Regions from separate parts of the Homo sapiens genome. Here region 1 is linked to region 2. Evidence: chromatin contacts called from ENCODE Hi-C or POLR2A ChIA-PET data. All regions are on one chromosome and are shown on one strand. The core of a region is the stretch at or near the end of the contact, and the rest is flanking DNA. Distances in the headings are between cores, read along the strand shown. Region 1 overlaps EPHA1-AS1 (EPHA1 antisense RNA 1). Region 2 has its middle 7.7 kb from the start of FAM131B.

Evidence for each region. Hi-C counts contacts between places; a loop is a spot of excess contacts on that map. ChIA-PET counts read pairs that join two places held with the same protein, here RNA polymerase II (POLR2A). Pooled maps may share reads with other maps.
Region 1: a loop to region 2 is called in a pooled map, with 1.9 times the contacts of the local background. The contact joins two enhancer-like sites. A Hi-C loop is called at or near these places in 2 of 168 maps with a recorded cell type or tissue (CD14-positive monocyte and breast epithelium) and 4 of 50 pooled maps. POLR2A ChIA-PET finds 5 or more read pairs at or near these places in 1 of 52 experiments (GM12878).

Annotation. Positions count from the first base shown.
Region 1 is chr7:143,470,548-143,473,758 of GRCh38, reverse strand. The region is part of intron 2 of EPHA1-AS1 (EPHA1 antisense RNA 1); the gene reads right to left. Among named protein-coding and RNA genes, the nearest start is that of TAS2R41, 5.7 kb to the left of the region's middle. RefSeq lists an enhancer at 467-1,666. Within about 2 kb of position 1,303, at least 4 of the 41 ENCODE cell types and tissues checked have a DNase peak (open chromatin) inside an H3K27ac peak, as active enhancers do.
Region 2 is chr7:143,368,913-143,371,843 of GRCh38, reverse strand. It overlaps a transcript of FAM131B not described here. Among named protein-coding and RNA genes, the nearest start is that of FAM131B, 7.7 kb to the right of the region's middle. Within about 2 kb of position 1,405, at least 2 of the 41 ENCODE cell types and tissues checked have a DNase peak (open chromatin) inside an H3K27ac peak, as active enhancers do.

The DNA.
Region 1 (3,211 bases), core at 54-2,553, 100 kb before region 2:
CTCTTCAATTTTTATGTTCCCTTTATATTTGTGTATCTTTTATAGGTTTTTTTCTTTGTGGGTAACTCGAGGTTTACATAAAATACCTTGTAGATATAATTGTCTATTTTATGTTAACAACTTAACTTCAATTGCATATTAAAATTCTACATTTTTACTTTCCCCCACCCACACTTTGTGCTTTTGTAGTCAGTTTGCTTCTTTTTATATTGTGTATCCATTATCAAATTTTTATCTTTTAACTATTATATTAGAATTAAAAGTAATTTCTATACCATTATTACAGTGTTACATTATTCTGTATTTGTCTACATATTTGCCCTTAGTGGTGGTATCTATGCTTTCATATATTTTTTCATTGCTGTGTAGCAGGTTTTTATTTCAATTTGAAGAACTCCTTTAAGCATTTATTGTAAGGCAGATCTGGTGGTGATGAACCTTCGCAGTTTGTATTTGTCTGAGAAAGACTTTACCTCTTCTGCATTTAAAAAAAACAAAATAGTCTTGTGGGATGTAGTACTCTTAGTTGGAATTTTTCTCCAATATATGGAACATATCATCCAACTCTCTTCTGGCTTGCAAGACCTTTGCTAAGAAAATTGTTGATAGTTTTATGGGTGTACTGTTAAGTATGATAGCTTTTCTCTTGCTTCTTTCAAAATTCTCTTTGTCCTTGACTTTTAACAATTTGATTATAATTTGTCTTCATGTAGTCTTCTCTGGGTGGAAATTTTTTAGTGTTCTTCAAGTTTTGTGAATCCAGATGTCTATTTCCCTCCCAAGATTTGGGGTGTTTTCAGCCATTATTTACTTAAATATGTTTTCTGTCACCTCTCTCTTTCTCTCTATTTTCCTACCAAGACTACCATTGTGTATATATTTGTTTACCTGATGGTGTTCCATAAATCTCATAGGTTTTCTTTACTCTTTTTCATTCCTTTTTTCTATTTTCTTCTATGATTGGATAATTTCAAATGATCTGTCTTCCAGTTTGCAGATTTCTGCTTGATTAAGTGTTGGGGAAACCAGCCCCACACTACCCAGCGGGTACTCCGAGTCCGGCAGAGACAAAGGAGTTAGAAAGAGACAGAATAAGCGTTTTAAAGGTGGGTCCAGGGGACTGGAGCGTTGGAGGCTTGCTCACGGCCCAGAGCTCTCGGGCTCCACCCAATTTATTGGTTTACAAGCTCTTTGTTCTTAGGGTAGATGGGAGGGGGAGGAAGGGATGAGGAAAAGGATGAATCAGTGAAGGAGAACTTGTGAGTCATTCGATAAGATGTATAGCAGTGGCGGCTTCTGTGAATTTCCTTGAGCAAAGGTGTGTGTCTAAACTACTTAAGATCTTTAACTTATCAGGACTGAAACTGGTGGGAGCAGGTTTCAGGAGGAGCCAAGCTGTTTGATTATACTCCACTGCTTCAAGGGAGTGTTATCTCCCTGAGCAACCTGTGGAATGCCGCTGAGCGTTATGCTCTCGGGGCATAAAGACATGAAGGCAATAAGGAGACTTTTCTCGGGCAGCCCATGGGTGTCTCACACAGGGGAGACCAATTCAACTGGCACCCCAGAAACTCTCTTTCCCACAATTACGTCTGCTGTTGAGGCTGTCCATTGCATTTTTCATTTCATTAATTATATTCTTCAGCTCTAGAATTCTTGTATGGTTCTTTTTTATGATTCCTGGATCTTTTTTGAACTTGTTTATGTGTTATTTTCCTGATATTGTTGCATTGTCTGTGTTATCTTGTGGCTCACTGAGCTTCTTTCAAATAATTATTTTGAATTCTCTGTCAGGTAGGTTGTATATATCCAATTATTTGAGGTTGGTTACTGGAAATTTATTGTGTTTCTTTTGTGATGTCATGTTTCCTTGGTTTTTTATGTTCCTTTTAGCCTCAGGTTGATGACTGCACACTTGAAGGAGCAGTAACCTTTTCTAAACTCTAAAAACTGGCTTTGGTGGAGAAAGAACTTTATATATGGGTGGGTTTGAGGGTGCTGGCAGGGTGGCATGCAGCGGCTCCCACATTGGGGTAGAAGAAATGGTAGCTCCAACTTCAAGGTAGTATGGTAAATTTGGGCCCAGTGTGAGAGAGGAGTATCACATGGTATGGACTCCGGATAGCTCCATCAGCTGGAATCATCATTGGCAAAAACTGCAACGGTCCTTAGTGGGAAAAGCTGCAGGTGTCTGTGGTTACAACAAAGGCTGCTGGAGTCCTCAGTGTTGAAGGTTGTTGAGATCCTCCTTCCCTCCTTTACCCCAATGGGGAAAGATTGCAGCTAAATGTATCCCTTTTGGCACTGAGCCGTGCCAAACAGTGGGAAGGACTGACAAGGTAAAATGATTCCTGTGCTTTTCTATGTAGCCATCCTAGTCTTTTATGCTCCATTGGGTTGCTGCATTTTCTTCATAGTATTCCAGAGCCCTCCTATTTTCATCAGTGGATAGTTGTTAAATTGTCGTTTCATGGGGAGACAAAAGTTGGGACTCCCGGTTGACCATCTTGCTCTAAAAATATTTTCTTGAATAAAAATACATTCAAGTTGATCCATATTTAAATGTTTTCTATTTAATACTTCAAATATATTCTTTCTCCATATTTGTTTAAAACTATTTTAAGGTTAGTGTATCCTTTTGAACTGTGCCTTTGTTATAAGAGTCAACTGAGAAAACTAGTCATACAAATAATGTGAAAGTTGTTACTACCACAGCAGAAACGTATAGTCGTATTAAAATTAATAATACATAGTAAAAATAAAAAAGAGAGATCTCATTGACGTTGAGTGTATATGCATTTTTCTCACTTCAGGTGTATGTTTCTTTTACTGTTTTCATTCATTCACTCATTCATTCATTCATAAAATATTTATTGAGCATTTATATTTGCTGGACTCTATTCTAGTTACTAGGCAGACAGGATCCCAGCTTTCATGGAACTTGCAGTCCGATAGAAGGTAAGTGACAATAAGCAACAACAAAAGCAAGATACTTTCAGATAATAATCAATTCTATGAAGACAATAGAAGGGTTAGATTTCTGGAGACTGGCTGGAGAAGAAAATGTTGCCCCCATACACCTGAGGGCTGAAAGCAGCTTTCTCAGGAGGTGACATGTGGGTTGAGGAGCCCAAGCAATTAGATCCTTTGCCTTGTATGTATTTCCCTGAAAATATTATCAAATCATAATTTTATTCATTCTCTTCCACCA
Region 2 (2,931 bases), core at 156-2,655:
CACATTCCCATCTCAGGGCCTTGCATTTGCTAGTTTCTCTGCTGGGAAGGTTCTTCCACAGACATCTGTATGGATCACCCCATTATCTCCATCATAGCCTTCCTCACATGCTGACCTCTCAGTGAGGCCTCCCATGACCATCCAGTTTAGAATGACATATACCAGCCCTTTCATTATTATCCACCTCTCCTTTCTTTTTTTCTTTTCTTTTTTTTTTTTTTTTTTTTTTTGAGACAGGGTCTTGCGGTGTTGCCCAGGCTGGAGTGCAATGGCATAATCATGGCCCACTGCAGCCTCTACCTCCCAGGCCCAAGCAATCCTCTCATCTCAGCTTCTCAAGTAGCTGGGACCACAGGCATGTGCCACCAGGCCTGGCTAATTTTCTTTTTCTTTTTGTAAAGACAAGGTCTCCATATGTTGCCCAGGCTGGTCTTGAACACCTGAGCTCAAGCAATCCTCTCACATCAGCCTCCCAAAGTGCTGGGATTACAGGCATGAGCCACCACGCCTGGCCCTTCCTTAATTTTTCTTCATAGTAATTATCACCTTAAATATATCATTCCATCCTGGGTTTTGGCACTCCCCCACCAAACAATTCAGTCTCTTAATTGTTGTATTGCTGTTTCTGCCCCACCACTTCTCACTAGACTATAAGCTCCGTGACAGCAGGAGTTTTGGATCGTAGAACCTAGAGAGGTACTGACATAGAGTAGGTAGGTGCTCCTTAAATACCTGTAATATGGAATGAATGAATGAATAATGGAAAAAACTAACAAAAAAAGACAAAGAAGGAGCAGCCGGAAAGTCAAGAGGAGAACCAAGAAAGAGTGTTTGGGAATGAGGGAGTAACCATGAGTCCCTCACGAGGGTATGAAATGCCCCTGATGTGCCACTTAAGGTTAGAAATGAACAAAATCTGTTAACATGGAGGCTAAGGGTGTTACTGGAAAGAAGTCCCAATCCAGACCCCAAGAGAGGGTTCTTGGATCTCGCACAAGAAGGAACTCAGGGCGAGTCCATAGAGGAAAGTAAAAGCAAGTTTATTAGGAAAATAAAGGAATAAAGAATGGCTACTACACACACAGAGCAGCCCTGAGGGCTGCTGGTTGCCCATTTTCATGTGTGTGTATTTTTTTAAATTATATGCTAAACAAGGGGTAGGTTATTCATACCTCCCCATTTTAGACCATAAGGTAACTTCCTGAGGTCGCCATGGCATTTGTTGGCGCTGGTGGGAGGGTAGCAGTGAAGACCAGAGGTTACTCTCGTCGCCATTTCGGTTTTGGCGGGTTTTAGTCAGCTTCTTTACTGCAACCTGTTTTATCAGCAAGATCTTTATGACCTATGTCTTGTGCTAACTTTTTATCTCATCCTGTGACTTAGAATGCCATAACCGTCTGGGAACACAGCCCAGCAGGTCTTAGCCTTGTTTTACCCAGCTCCTATTCAAGATGGAGTTGCTCTGGTTCAATTGCCTCTGACAGGGGAGCCCCCCGTGTGAGCTGCTTCAGTAGAGTGAAGATGCCAGATTGGGTAAGTTGAGGAGTGCAGAGAAGTAAGGAAATGGAGAAGATGAGTGCCGGCAGCTCTTTCAAAAATTTTGGCTGTGAGAGAAACTAGAGCTCCAGGAAGAGAAAGATCAAGGGGCAAATTCCAGCTCCCACCTTAGAAGGAAGACATTGCTTGCATTCCTTGGCCCTGCCCCCAACACAGTTTTCCACCATCAGTAATAAAATTCAGGCTTGACTACCACTAGCCACCTCATGCATATACATGAACAAAGAGGTTGGAAAGGAAATTCTTCTTTAAGTTAAAGAGAGAAACACCCAGCACCTGGCGTTCAAAATTTCCAGTGTCCTTTGGACCTTCCTGCCTGTGTGGGTGCCCTGGCAGGATAATTGTGATTGATTGATTCAGTGAGTGAACAGCTTTCAAGTGGACCCCCACCCAGGAGAGCAATGCCTTGTCCCTATTAGCTTATCACCATCACAAAACCTTAACCAAACGGTGGTCTGAACCTATACACTAGGATTAAGTACCCATTCTTAAATGAGCTCTGAACTCCTAAGTTAGAAAGAACAATGGTCTTTTTTTTTCTTTTAATTTTATTGTGGTTGGTAAGAATGCTTATGAGGAGATCTACTCGCTTAAAACTTTTTTTTTTTTTTTGAGACGGATTCTCGCTCTGTCGCCCAGGCTGTAGTGCAGTGGTGCGATCTCAGCTCACTGCAACCTCCACCTCCTGGGTTCAAGCAATTCTCCTGCCTCAGCCTCCCGAGTAGCTAGGACTACAGGTGCCCACCACCATGTCCGGGTAATTTTTGTATTTTTAGTAGAGACGGGGTTTCACCGTGTTGGCCAGGCAGGTCTCGAACTCCTGACCTCAGGTGATTCACCCTCCTCGGCCTCCCAAAGTGCTGGGATTACAGGCGTGAGCCACCGCGCCCGGCCAAAACATTTTTTTAACCTGTTTTATCTGCAAGAAGTTGAACAGTCTCCATAAGCAAAAAGATTATGAGGCCTGAGCTTATTTCAACAGGGCTTAATGTTATAATAAAAGTCATAGAAAAATAATGTAACATAGCTTTAGGGGTGCATCTTAGGATAGGGAAAAGAATGTTAGACTAAGAATTAGAGGACCTGAATTTTGGTTACAGTTCAGCCACTTACTAACTCAGCCACTTACTAAGTGTGTGACTGTAAAAATCTGAGAGGTGAATTTTCCTTGTCTGTGGAAGTACAGCAAGGAACTTGATTTCTAAGTATTCAACCAGTTTTAACACTCAGTCATCTGTAACTAATGCCCTATATATCCACCACTCTTTCACTGTCGGGAAAATGCCTTCACTGTTTTTTCTCTGGACTTGATTGGCTCACTTAAATAAAGACATAGCCAACTGGAGCTACATCTACCCACTATGTATTAAACAC